Linked DNA regions of Mus musculus: region 2 is linked to region 1. The links are chromatin contacts, found by Hi-C or POLR2A ChIA-PET in ENCODE. All regions are on one chromosome and are shown on one strand. Each heading gives the region's core, a stretch centred on a gene start or an enhancer-like site at or near the end of the contact. The rest is flanking DNA. Distances are from core to core; before and after follow the strand shown. Region 1 holds the start of Zfp995 (zinc finger protein 995). Region 2 holds the start of Zfp942 (zinc finger protein 942).

Region 1 (6,839 bases), core at 1,626-4,125:
CAGATAGATGGTGATGCAGATAAGCTTCAATATCTACCATTTGGAAAGACAACCATGAACGGCGCTGAAAACCAGTATTGAGTAGCACAGCTCTGGAAAACCATCCACAGGACAGGAGAAGAACAATCTTCTCAAACCTCATGCAGAAGTCTCAAGTGTGGTCATGTCAGGACAAGTCAGAAAGGCCAGGTGGTGCAAGCCTTTTACCCCAGCACTGGAGAGGCTGCGGCAGCAGATGTCTCAGTTCAAGCACTGGCTTATTTTCTGAATTCCAGAACTTCCGGGACTACCTAGACAAAGTGTCTCAAAAAAGAAAAATAACAACAAAGAAAAAAATTCTTCAAACCTACTAAAGATTGCAGAGTAAAAAAATGTCTTCTCCACACCTAACCCTCAAGAGACTTGAGGCCTCAGGGAGTGGGTAGGTCTAGTGGGTGGGGATGAGAGGTGGGGATGCAAATCTTGCACAAATGATAAGAAGACAGACTACAGCGGGTATCAGTGGGAAGGTAATATAGACAGAGTTTAATACCTTGCAAAGTTACTAAACAAATCTTATCAAAATCTTGCTGGCATTATTTTAGGTAACTGAGAAACTAACCGTAAAAGATAAGACAACTTAAAGGAATTACATAATGCTCTAAAACTCTATGAGCAGAAAAAAAAAAATAACAGGCATCAAGTGTTCTGACTAAACATTACATAAGAATATAACAATAAAAATGTTTAATATTGGTAGGAAGATATGATCAGGAATGTGAATGGGAAGGGGACAATATCTCTCACATACAAACCAATGAAATTACATTTGCCTCTGTGAATTACTTCTTACATAGAAAGTCTTCTAAACCCTACAGTGGGGATATTCTGATGTTATTCTCACTGCAATTATCTAGAAATATTTAGAATGAAATAGAATCTGGCGAAACAAATCTCATGTCCTCTTTGTACTGGGATTTGAGCCCCTCCCCATCCCTTCTTCACTCCCTCTAACATACCTGGATCTTTGCTAGTTTCCTCTCTTCACCATCCAGGGCTCTCAGTTTCACAGGTAAGCTGAACTACCTGAGGAGTGAGACACTTGCACATGGGAAAGAGTCTTCAGAAAGCACCCAGAACTTTTCATGGAACAAAAATGAATGATGCCTAAAAAAGGATAAACATGAAGGAGAGAGAAAATATCAGAAATATAAATGTCTCTTTTCCTCTAAGCATGTAGGCTCAGACACATGCACATTCATTCTCCCTTGAACCCTGAGGAGGAGCTAGAGAGACTTCAAGAAAATTATTGTCACTCACAGAAACCAGACTGCTGCACTGTCCAAAAGAGATCTCTGCCAAAAGCCCTGTTTGCAGGGTCTAGGAATTCCCATTTCTCCTACAAGAAGTCCACTGACACAGCACTGAATGATAACAAACCCTAGAGTAAAAAACAACAGCTTGGCCACCTATGTGAGGGCAGAGTGCTTTCCTTCAACCAAAGAGACAATTTTCTGATACAGGGGAGTGATCATAATTATTCAAAAGATGTTTTCTAAAACTTTATTTTAATGTATAGTGTGTCGAAGAGACTCCAATATTGGGCTTGCCTGGACCCAAGGAGTAACATAAGAACTCAGCATATGAAGACATAGTTCTGAATGTTTTACTTACATCCTAAACTGCATACAACTCTGATTAAAAAGTTCATGGCCACTAAAATGTCTGCTTAGTAAATATTAGTGTTTACACCCATAACAGTAGGGCTCGATAAAGTATATTTTTTGGTTCAATAAATCTGCACTGGTTCCTCATATAATAGTATATACAAAGCTCTCTGGGGATGCCTATTAACCGGGCCAAAGGCATTCTCTTGAATAAGCAATTAGTAAAACAAAGCAAGAAAGCAAGAACAAATTCACTTTCCACTATCTTTGTAATTGGCACATTAGGAAATAGATGGTGCAACTGCCCTTTTACAAGTTTTTTTTTTCCATTTTTTTATTGGGTATATTTTTACATTTCAAATGTTATCCCCTTTCTCAGTTTCTCCTCCACAAACCCACTATCCCCTACCCCTGCCTCTAAGAGTGTGCTGCCCCACCTACACACTCACTTCTACCTCATCGCCCTAGCATTCCCCTACCCTGGGTCATTGAGCCTGCACAGGACCAAGGGGCTCCCCTCCCAGTGATGACCAATAGGGCCATTCTCTGCTACAAGTGCATCTGGAGCCATGGGTCCCTGCATGTCTACTCTTTGGTTGGTGGTTTAGTCCCAGGGAGCTTGGGTTGGGGCGGGTAGGGTGTTCTGGTTTAACAGTGATTTTATGACTGAATATTCCTGTAACTGTAAGATAAATTTTAAAAAATCACGATAAATCCCAGGTCACAGGATCTCAAACTTCTGGTCAGTGGTAAGATATCTACAACAGAACTGTGAGAGCGGCATCCATAAAAGCAGCTGCGGAAAACATCCCCCTGCTCCGCTCCCTCCCGTTTCCCAGCCCCGCAGCTCCTCTGACCTGGGACCTTCCGGGGCCGCCGGGCTGCGGTGCCCGCCGCTGCGCTGCTGACTCTCCCAGGTCCACAGTCACAAAACCGCGTCTGTGGAGACTTTTCCGGGTCCAGAAAGGGCAAGGATGCGGAAACCGGAAGGTAGAAAGACGATCGGTGGAAGTTCCTGTCACTCAGGCCTGGATCTTAGGAGCTGCTCTCCTAGACCCGCCCAATAAACCGTGGTTATGGTCACGTGGTCCCCCAAATCAGTTTGAGAGCAAGAGCTTTCCCCTCCTTAATTACTACTGCTTTTTTCCTGTTCTGGTCAATGTCCTGGTCTTGCCTTTATCCCTGCCCCGGGGATTCCATTCCCTCCTGCTCAGTCATCAGCTTCCTGCCACACAGCTCCACCTGCGGACCTGCTCTGCACAACCTCCCTACTGCTTGCTGACAGACTAGAAAAAAACTGGTTCCATAGGAAGCTGAACTCTTGACATCTGAGAGTGAGTTCTGAAACCCTCAGATAATAGAGAGGCAGCCTAACTTCTTACCTTTGGACACTAGCCTCCTAGGCTACAATCGCACAGCAAAATATAACCTAGACCCTAAATTCTTTTTTTTTTTTTTTTTTTTTTGTGTAGAGTAGAGTTTATTTAGGGCATGGGGTGGGGCTTTAAGAGAGTAATGGAGGCAAAGAAAGACAGAGAGAAGGAGAGAGTAGGTAAGTGGAGACTGGCCTTGCCCTCCTGGAGAGAGGGTGGAAAGGAATGGAGGGCAGAGGAAGGAACAAGGGAGGAAGAGGCCAGAGAGACAAGACTTTAAGAGATAAATTCCAATTTCTATGTTGCACCCCAACACACAAAACTAAAAATGAGTCCCAAAATTTGGCTTCCTTCCAAAGCATGTATCAAAGCATACATGAAGTATAAGAGGGACCACTGAGATGAAAATGTGGATAAAGACAGATGGAACAGAGAATGGTGGGAGGGTGCTCTGCAAGCTCTCTGGGGAGCTCCAGGGACAACGGTCACTCTGTGGAAACAACAAGGTGTACAACAGGGCAGTTGGAAAGCACTGATAAAGTTAAACTCCAAGAGATTTGTCATGGCCACAATAGCAAAGAAAATAGATAATGCAAATAGTTTGCACAAATATTTTCCTACAAATAGTCTGACAACCATAACATGAATGAAAACATCAGCGTCAGCCCCAGTTCATGTAAGCAAAAATACAGTGATAGCACAACAGAATTTTGATAGCCAGGAAAAATAAAATGCCTTCTGACGTGAGTTTATAGTACTTAAAATTCCATGCAGACGGGAATCGTGGTCAGAATCAGAACGGTAAGGAAAATGGACGTAATAATACTTGAATTCTCAAGGGAAAGGGCATTTGTGTCTGACACATCATTTTATCACTCTGGTCTATAACACAGAAGCTGGTATTTGGGTAAGGAATGCATTGAATATATATTTTTCTTTTGGTAGGATGGCCAGTTTTACTATGTGAATCCTCCTCATCCACAAGCTTGGGAGATCTTTCCACATTCTAGTATATTCTTTAATTTCTGTCTTCAAAAACTTGATTCTTTTATCATAGATGTCTTATACTTGCTTGCAATGTGGTGTGGAAAACATATAATCTCAACTGTTGTTTCTACCCAGGTTTTGATTATTCACTTTCAAGGTAAAAGACATACACAATCTTCATAATATGCCTTTATCAGCCCTAGTACTAGGAATGTATATATCATCTATGCTATTAGTATGTCTATCTCCCAACTATTAATCCCACTATATTTTGCCATGTTTTATTTTGGTTGCTTTGAACTCCAATTAGCCAGCCAACATGGCCATTATCGAAGACTCTTAGCTCATGGTGGCTTCCTCTTCTTCCACCTTCTTTCTCCCCAGGGTTCTTCTCTGACACACCTCCCCACCAAGCCTATTTCTCTTCTGCCCAACTATTAGCTGAAGGCATCTTTATTCACCAATCAGTGATCACTTTGGGGGTAAGGATAAAGAACATCACTTGAGTCTCTGCAGAATCTCTGATCCCTAGGAGGCAACCAGGCCTTGGGCCACTATTTAGCATTACAATATGAGCAAAACACAGAACCTCAACAGCATAGAGTTAACACCAACATACTTTATATTTTTTGAGGCTATTGTGAAAGGTGTCGTTTTCCTGAATTTTTTCTTTTATTCAGTTTGTCATTTGTATAATGGAAGACTATTGATTTTTGTGCATTAATTTTGTATTTAGCTACTTTGGGGAAAGTGTTTATGAGTTATAGAAGTTTCTTGGTGGAAATTCTTGGGTCACTTATGTATACTATCATATCAATTATAAATAGGGTATTTTTAATTCTTTCCTTGCCATCCAAATTGTATCTTCTTATTCTCCTTCAGTTGTCACACTGCTCTAGCTAAGACTTCAAGTACTATGTTAAATAGATAGAGATTTTACTGGAATTGTTTGAGTTTCTTTCCCCTTAATTTGATCTTGGTTCTATGCTTGCTGTAATCTGCCTTTATTATGTTCAGTTATGTCTCTTGAATCTTTAATACCTACAGAACATTTATGGAGAAGGGGTGTTCTATTTTGTCAAAGGCCATTTCTGCATGTTATGAGGTGAACATGCCTTTTTTTCTTCAGTTCTTTTTTCGGTATGGTGGATTATTTTTATTGATTCTTGTATTTTGAACTATCCCTTCATCTCTGAGACAAAGTCTGCTTGATTGTGTTTAGGGATACTTTTTATTCTTGGAAGTATTTTATGGGTATTTTTGCATGTATATTCATAAGCTTCCGTAATTCTCTATACCCACGTTTTTGGTTTGCTATCTGGGTTAACTGGAGCCTCATAAATTGTGGGATGTTCCTAATAATTTGAAGAATATTAATTTTAACTATTTTTTGAAAGTTGCAGAATTTCTTTTTTTTCCATTTTTTATTAGGTATTTAGCTCATTTACATTTCCAATGCTATACCAGAAGTCCCCCATACCCACCCACCCCCACTCCCCTACCCACCCACTCCCCCTTTTTGGCCCTGGCGTTCCCCTGTACTGGGGCATATAAACTTTGCATGTCCAATGGGCCTCTCTTTCCAGTGATGGCCAAATAGGCCATCTTTTGATACATATGCAGCTAGAGTCAAGAGCTCCGGGATACTGGTTAGTTCATAATGTTGTTCCACCTATAGGGTTGCAGATCCGTTTAGCTCCTTGGGTACTTTCTCTAGCTCCTCCATTGGGAGCCCTGTGATCCATCCATTAGCTGACTGTGAGCATCCACTTCTGTGTTTGCTAGGCCCCGGCATAGTCTCACAAGAGACAGCTACATCTGGGTCCTTTCGATAAAATCTTGCTAGTGTATGCAATGGTGTCAGCGTTTGGAAGCTGATTATGGGGTGGATCCCTGGATATGGTAGTCTCTACATGGTCCATCCTTTCGTCTCAGCTTTAAACTTTGTCTCTGTAACTCCTTTCATGGGTGTTTTGTTCCCACTTCTAAGGAGGGGCATAGTGTCCACACTTCAGTCTTCATTTTTCTTGAGTTTCATGTGTTTAGCAAATTGTATCTTATATCTTGGGTATCCTAGGTTTTGGGCTAATATCCACTTATCAGTGAGTACATATTGTGTGAGTTCCTTTGTGAATGTGTTACCTCACTCAGGATGATGCCTTCCAGGTCCATCCATTTGGCTAGGAATTTCATAAATTCATTCTTTTTAATAGCTGAGTAGTACTCCATTGTGTAGATGTACCACATTTTCTGTATCCATTCCTCTGTTGAGGGGCATCTGGGTTCTTTCCAGCTTCTGGCTATTATAAATAAGGCTGCTATGAACATAGTGGAGCATGTGTCCTTCTTACCAGTTGGGGCATCTTCTGGATATATGCCCAGGAGAGGTATTGCTGGATCCTCCGGTAGTACTATGTCCAATTTTCTGAGGAACCACCAGACTGATATCCAGAGTGGTTGTACAAGCCTGCAATCCCACCAACAATGGAAGAGTGTTCCTCTTTCTCCACATCCACGCCAGCATCTGCTGTCACCTGAATTTTTGATCTTAGCCGTTCTGACTGGTGTGAGGTGGAATCTCAGGGTTGTTTTCATTTGCATTTCCCTGATGATTAAGGATGTTGAACATTTTTTCAGGTGCTTCTCTGCCATTCGGTATTCCTCAGGTGAGAATTCTTTGTTCAGTTCTGAGCCCCATTTTTTAATGGGGTTATTTGATTTTCTGAAGTCCACCTTCTTGAGTTCTTTATATATGTTGGATATTAGTCCCCTATCTGATTTAGGATAGGTAAAGATCCTTTCCCAATCTGTTGGTGGTCTTTTTGTCTTATTG
Region 2 (6,839 bases), core at 1,487-3,986, 53 kb after region 1:
TAAGAAAAACAACTAATATATGGGACTTCAGGAAACTGAAAAGTTTCTATAAGGCAAAAGACACCATCATTTGGAGAAAGCAGCAGCCTACAGAGTGTAAGAAGATTTTTACCAATTCTTTTTATTTTATTTTATTCTGATGCAAGTACATGGGATTCTTTATTCAAGCTTGTGAGCTTGGGCCACAAACTTTCCTGATGCAACAGGATATGAAAAGTAACTACGAGGTCTAGGGTTTCTATATCCAATAGAGAATTAATATCCAAAATTACAAAAAGAACCTAAGAATCTAGCTGTGAAAAAAAAAAAAAACAACAACCAAATATACAATTTATAAATGGGTTGCAAATCTAAACATGGAATTCTAAATGGAGGGAACTCAAATGGCCAAAATATACTTTAAAATATTCAACACTTTTAGCCTTCAGGGAGATGCAAATCAAAACTATTTTGAGATTCCATCTTATAATCGTCAGAATAGCTAAAATCAACGTCACAAGTGAAAGCTTATGCTGATATAAATGTGGAGCAATAGAAACATCCCTCCATTGTTAGAGGGAGTGCAAAATTGTACAGCCACTAAGGAAATCAGTGTGGCAGTTTTTCAAACTGATGGGAATCAGACTACTTCAAGATCTACTCAGTCCAGGGCATATACCCAAAGGACACTTCAATCTACCCAAGGACCCTTGCTAAACCAGGCTCATTGCAGCTTTATTCACAATATTTAGAAACTAGAATCAATCTAGATGACCTTCAACAGAAGAATAAATAAAGAACATGTAGTACATTTGCACAGTAGATTATTACTCAGCTGTGAGCAGATCTAGCTGAGCAGTGGGAGGCCTGTATATAGGAAAGAAATTCTTCAGAATGCACCTGAAACTTTTCATAAAACAAAAATGAAAAATGGTTACACTTGTCCAAAGGAGACATGGAGGAAGAAAGAGAAAATATCATGCCAAAGTCTCGTTTTCTGTGAGGATTTCATTTTACTCTATGAGATGTGAGACTCATTCATACACAGTTCACACAAATGCAGAGTTGTTTTCCCAGGACCTCTTAGTAGGGGCAAGGAAGACTACAAGAAAACTATTCTGACCCACAGAATCAAGGCTGCTGCACTTCTCTAACAGGTCTGTGAAAAAAAGCCCTGACTCTAGGGTCTAGGTGTTCTCACAACTACAAGAAGTCCAAAGTCTGAGAAACTACTAACAACAAACTATGAAACAAAAATAAAAACAAAATAAAACAAAACAAAAAAAAATAGTTTGGTCACATGTGCGTGGACACAGTGCTTTTCTTGAACTAAGGAGACATTTTTCTGATGTAAGTGAGCAATCACAGTTATTCAAAAGATGCTTTCCTATTTTTAAAAACTCTATACTGACTTTTCTATCTATAAAAACATCTTCCTCTCACAGCATGCATACTGGGCTGGACTATATCACAAGAGGAATGGCTAACTTAAGTGCCTATTAACACATCAAAGTCGACATTTTTGGCTAGAAGCTTTCCTGGCTCCTGGTTTTTCTCTTGGTCCCTCCCTGACCCCCATACCTAGTTCAGTCTGGACTCTTCAAGTGGCCTCTGGTTGTTTTCTGGTTCATACTGTAAAACCCAAAAATACCGTGTAAGCACCACCTTCGCAAGAACCAGGTACCTTCTTGGAATGCTGGGAGTTTTAGTTCTTGAGAAAATTGCAAAACCTCATGCATGGGAAAGTATGGTGGCCTATAGGTTTGTCTTTATAAAGCTCTGGAGCATGTGACCAAAGTCCATCTCTTGGTTAGTATTTAACAACCCTTACTCAAATGGTGGAATTGTTTGTTTGTTTGTTTTCTCCAGCTAATCTGAGCATTATCATGACCTACAATTAACCTTCTCCTCAGCCACACCTTTGGACAGTCATCATCTCATTTTCATTCAGCCGTAAGGTGTGATGTTAATAACTAAGCATATGAAGACACATGTCTGAATGCTGTATTTACATCAAAGAGAGCATGCATCTAAGATGGAACTCTAACGGGGAGCAAAACTTTGGTCAGTAAAACTTAATGTTTACAGTCATAATTTTGGTGCTTCGTAATGTATATTTTCTGATTCACTCAAATGTGTACTGGTTCCTCATAAGACTAATATCTACAAAGCTCTCTGGGAATGCCTATTTCCCAGGCCAGAGGCCACTCTCTCCTGAGTAGGCAAATGATGGGTCAAGGGAGTTAAGAAATCTAAGTTCGAGAAGCTTTGTAACTGCTGTAACAAAGAGAACCCCGTGTGCAAACTACAGTACTGCAAATGTTCTACGACACTATTTTCGGAAACCATTCTGGTAACCATAAGATAAATGAAACAAACAAACAAACAAACAAACAAACCACGATACACCCAGTTCATAGGATCTCAAACCTCCTGACAATGATAAAAATCCACAGCAGAATTGTGAGCGCGGCGTCCTTAAGAGCAACTGCAGAAAACAAGCCCCTGCTCCGCTCCAGCCCATTTCCCAGCCCCGCAGCTCCTCTGACCTGCAAGGTTCCAGGGCCGCCGGGCTGCGGTGCCCGCGGCTGCGCGGCTGATGGCTGACTCTCCCAGGTCAGCACAGGAAACCGCATCTGAGGAGAGTTTACGGCCTTCGAAAAGAACCAGGCCAGGGTAAGTCGCCCGCAGTGGGAGTAGAGACAACTTGGCTCCAACAGGTACCTAAGGGGACGCGGTTCCCAGTCTCTGGCCACGATCTTTGGAGCGGCTCCCCTAGCCCCGCCCAGGACACCACGGTTCCGGTCACGTGACAGCGCTAACGCCTTCAGGCCCGCCGCTTTCACTTCCTTAATTACGTTGGTAGAGTCCGTCCAGCTGCGTTCTCTTCTAGGTCGCCAGCTCCAAATGTCCAGGCCAGAATGACGTGAAAAGCCACCATTCCCCTTGCTACCTGTGTAATCCATGTGTACTCGAACTGAGCGCTGGTTTTTCGGCCCCAGTTTCCTCCGGAAACCGGAAAGCTCCTCAGACGCAGTTTCCTGGCTGCGGACCTGGGAGAGTCAGCAGCGCAGCGGCGGGCACCGCAGCCCGGTGGCCCCGGAAGGTCCCAGGTCAGAGGCGCTGCGGGGCTGGGAAACGGGAGGGAGCGGAGCAGCGGGGTGTTTTACGCAGCTGCTTTTATGGATGCCGCTCTCACAGTTCTGTTATCTTACCGTTGTCGGGAAATTGAGATCCTGTGAACTGGGGGTCTATCATGATTTTTTTTTTCATTTATCCTCCAGTTATCAGAATATTCAGTTGTAAAATAACTCATTAAAAATGATAGAGCAGTTGCATTATCTGCTGTTTGCTATTGTGTCAATCACAAAGCATACGGGACGTAAATGTATTCATGTTTCTAACACCCGTGTTTTACTAATTGCTTATTCAAGAGAATACCTTTTACTTCGCTAAATAGAACTTTGTATTTATACTAACCATATGAAGAACCAGTACAGATTCTTTTTTTTTTTGAACGAGAAAATATACTTTATGTTATGCTATGGTTGTGATTGTAAACATTAATATTTACTAAGTAGACTTTAGTGTTGTATGCAGTTTCGGATGTAAATAAAGCATTCAGAAGTGCGTCTTCATATGCTGAGTTCTTATGGTACACCTTAGGGCCAGGCAAGCTCACTATTGCTATGTGAGTGTATCAGACCACTCTATTGTTATGATTAGAAAACCCAGTATAGATTAAAGTTTTAGAAAGCATCTTTTGTACAACTACGATCACTCTCCTGTATCAGAAAAAAGATCTCTGTGGTTGAAGAAAAGCGCTCTGCACCTACATATGTGGCCAAGCTTTTTTTTTTTTTTTTTTTTTTTTTTTTTTTTTTATTGTAGGGTTTGTTATCATCAAGTCCTGTGGTTGTGGACATCCTGTAGGAGTGGGAATGCTTAGACTCTGCTGACAGGGATTTTTGCAGAGATCTCCCTTTGGACAAGTGTAGCAGTCTGGTTTCTATGGGAGACAATAGTTTTCTTGCAGTCTCTCCAGCTTTCTTTTCAGGATTCCTGGGAGAATGACTCTCTTTGTGTCTGAGCTATGTGTGAATGAGACTCACATCTCACATAGTTAAATGAAATCTTTAGATTAAAAGGGACATTTTTATTTCTGATATTTACTCTTTCCTTCACAGTTTCCTTTTTGGAGGCATCATTCATGAATGTATTTATGTATTTATTTATTTACTTTCAACACAGCAAAAGCTTTATTTGTACAATCTTTACTGGACAATTTGGGGCTGTGTTACTGAGTAAACACCTGTCGTCTCAGGCCTGTTACTAAAATGGTAATAGATACAAATCAGACTTACTGGTGACAGTCCTTTTGGTCCTGTCTTATTTATAACAGTTTCTATAGCACTGCAGCCTTCAGTGGTACTGTACCACTCTGGAAAAGATACCTTCAGGCTCCTTTCCATCCCCCAAAGCTGCAGCAAATCCTTCCTGCTGCCTCCTCTTAGCCAAAGCAGCCAAAGATTTAAGCGTCTATGGTTCGTAGATGGCCAGGTCCACAGGTACTTTCCGGTTGAGCTCCACCTGGCACTTCATTAAGTTGACAGTGAATTCGGGGTACTGTAAGCCATGCTCCTGGGAGGCAGCTGTAATTGGATTAATCCAGAGGGTCCTCAAAGTTCTGCTTCTTAAGTCTGTGGGACTTCGTACACGAAGGCTCTGGTCACCGCCCTGACTGCCAGCAGGTAGCAGTGATTCTTCCTTCCCCTAAAATCTTAAAATGTAGAGCATGTTTCAGCACCTCCTATACCTGCCAATAGCGACCAGTGAGGCGGTTCCGCAGCCACAGCCACGTCATAAGGAATACCATGATGGGCTCCCGAATCCTGAGGACGCATCATTTATTTTTGTACCATGAAAAGTTCTGAATGCTTTCTTATGAATCTTTCCCATATGCAGGGGCCCCCTGCCCAGTCAGTGCTACTTACCTGTGAATCTGAGAGCCCTGGATGGTGAAGAGAGGAAAGAGTAGCAAAGGATCCTGTATGTTAGAGGGAATGAGGAACGATTGGGAGGGGCTTCAAGTCCCAGTAGAAAGGGGACATGAGATTGGTTTGGCCAGATTCTATTTCCTTCCAAATAGTTCTGGATATTTGCACCATGAATAACATCAGAATATTCCCATTGTAAGTAGTAGAAGACTATGTAAGAATTAATATACAGAGGCAAATATAATTTAATTTGGTTTTGTATGTGAAGAATGCTGTTTCTTTTCCATTCATATCTTCTTATTATAATTATGTTTGTCAGAACAATGGATGCCTCTTAGTTTTTCTTGATATTAGAGTTTTGGAGCATTTTGTATTTCCTTTAGGTTCTCTTGTCTTTTATGGTTAATTTCTCCATTTCCTAAAACAATGCCAGCTCAATTTTGATAACATTTGATTAATATTTCTGCATAATATTAAACCTATCTATATTACCTTTCCATTGATATCTGCTGTTGTCTGTCTTCTTGTCAACTGTCAATATTTTGCTATAATTTTAATATATTTTGAAATCACCCATGATTTTGATTCTTCTCTAATTTTTTAAAGTCTTAATGGTTTCACATTTCATGAATGTGCTTGGAATAATAGAAATAATTCTCTATTTATATTTCAAAATGTCTGTAGGATTTTGGTATTTCAAATCTTAAAATCATCCTTTTATATTTCTTCACATGATTAAATAAGAACATTCTAGCTGTGACTCAGTATTTGGGTCTTTTTTGGGTCTTTTATGTATACTCTGTCTTCTTTTGATGTCAACATTCAAGATTCTTAATGATAAAATTTTCTAAACTCAGGTCTTTACTAGATTTGAAGACTTTTTTGTTTTTGTTACTGCTATTTATTTATTTATTTATTTATGACGCTTTGTCTATGTAGTCCTGGCAGTTCTGTGACTCTGTAGATAAGGCTTCCATTGTACTTAGAGATCTCCCTTCCCCAGCCTCTCAAGAGCTGGGATAAAAGATTTGAACCACCTGGCCTTCCTGACTTGTTCTGACGTGGACACAGGGGACAATGCTGCATGAAATTTAAGAAGATTGTGTGTCTTCTGCTGTTGTCTGGGTGGTTTTCTAGAGGCCTGCTACTCATTACTGGTTTTTTTATTTTGTGTGCTGTAAAATGTAAGAGAAGGATCAAAATCAGTGGTAGACATTGAGGCTTACCTGTATCACTGTATATTTGTTTCATACAGTTCTGTCATTGCTTGTTTTATATATTTGGAAACTTTTGTGAAATGCATTCCTGTTGATCATATAGTTTTCTGGAAATGTACCATTTGATCATTTGTTAATATTCTTTCTTTTGTAAGTTGATAGATTCTGCTTTTTCTCTTACCTGCCATAATTGTTTTCAATCTTCCTTATAAATTTCCTTGAGTCTTAGCAATTTTTAACTTTTTTAAATTTCTGCAAAAATTTATTTGACCAAAATGTAGAAAAAGTGATACTATTACGTATGATACAATAGCAAGAACGTAAAGAACAGAGTAGATTTTATCAATTGCACAGTTTACTCAAAGTTCATCTCCCTGGTAGTGTTATACTTAATAAATAGGAGTGAGGGGCAGGGGTTCAGATAAGCTAGAAGCAGGGTGACTTTCAGTCAGGACTGTAAACTTGAGTTGGCCCTGCACTGCTGGGGAATGTGGAATGTTTCAATGTGAGGTGTTAACTGAGAAAGGAAAACTACAAAGCCAAAAAAAAAAAAAAAAATGTGCAGCCTACAGAGCACTCCACATCCAGTTCAATCAGGAGGTCTTGGTCTTTTATGAGTGTCATTCCTGAAGGAATTCAAGTCTTG

The links. Hi-C counts contacts between places; a loop is a spot of excess contacts on that map. ChIA-PET counts read pairs that join two places held with the same protein, here RNA polymerase II (POLR2A).
Region 2: a map of heart shows a loop between it and region 1 (2.0-fold over the local background). The contact joins the promoter of Zfp942 here to the promoter of Zfp995 in region 1. A Hi-C loop is called at or near these places in 1 of 37 maps with a recorded cell type or tissue (heart). POLR2A ChIA-PET finds 5 or more read pairs at or near these places in 1 of 5 experiments (Patski).

Annotation. Positions count from the first base shown.
Region 1 is chr17:21,907,051-21,913,889 of GRCm38, forward strand. Zfp995 (zinc finger protein 995) reads right to left here and starts at 2,876. Exons shown (of 5, transcript NM_001256493.1): 1 at 2,504-2,876; 2 at 999-1,146.
Region 2 is chr17:21,959,728-21,966,566 of GRCm38, forward strand. Zfp942 (zinc finger protein 942) reads right to left here and starts at 2,737. Exons shown (of 6, transcript NM_001199048.1): 1 at 2,529-2,737. Zfp943 (zinc finger prtoein 943) reads left to right here and starts at 2,832. Exons shown (of 4, transcript NM_001025373.2): 1 at 2,832-3,092. It also overlaps the pseudogene Gm7805 and the pseudogene Gm7809.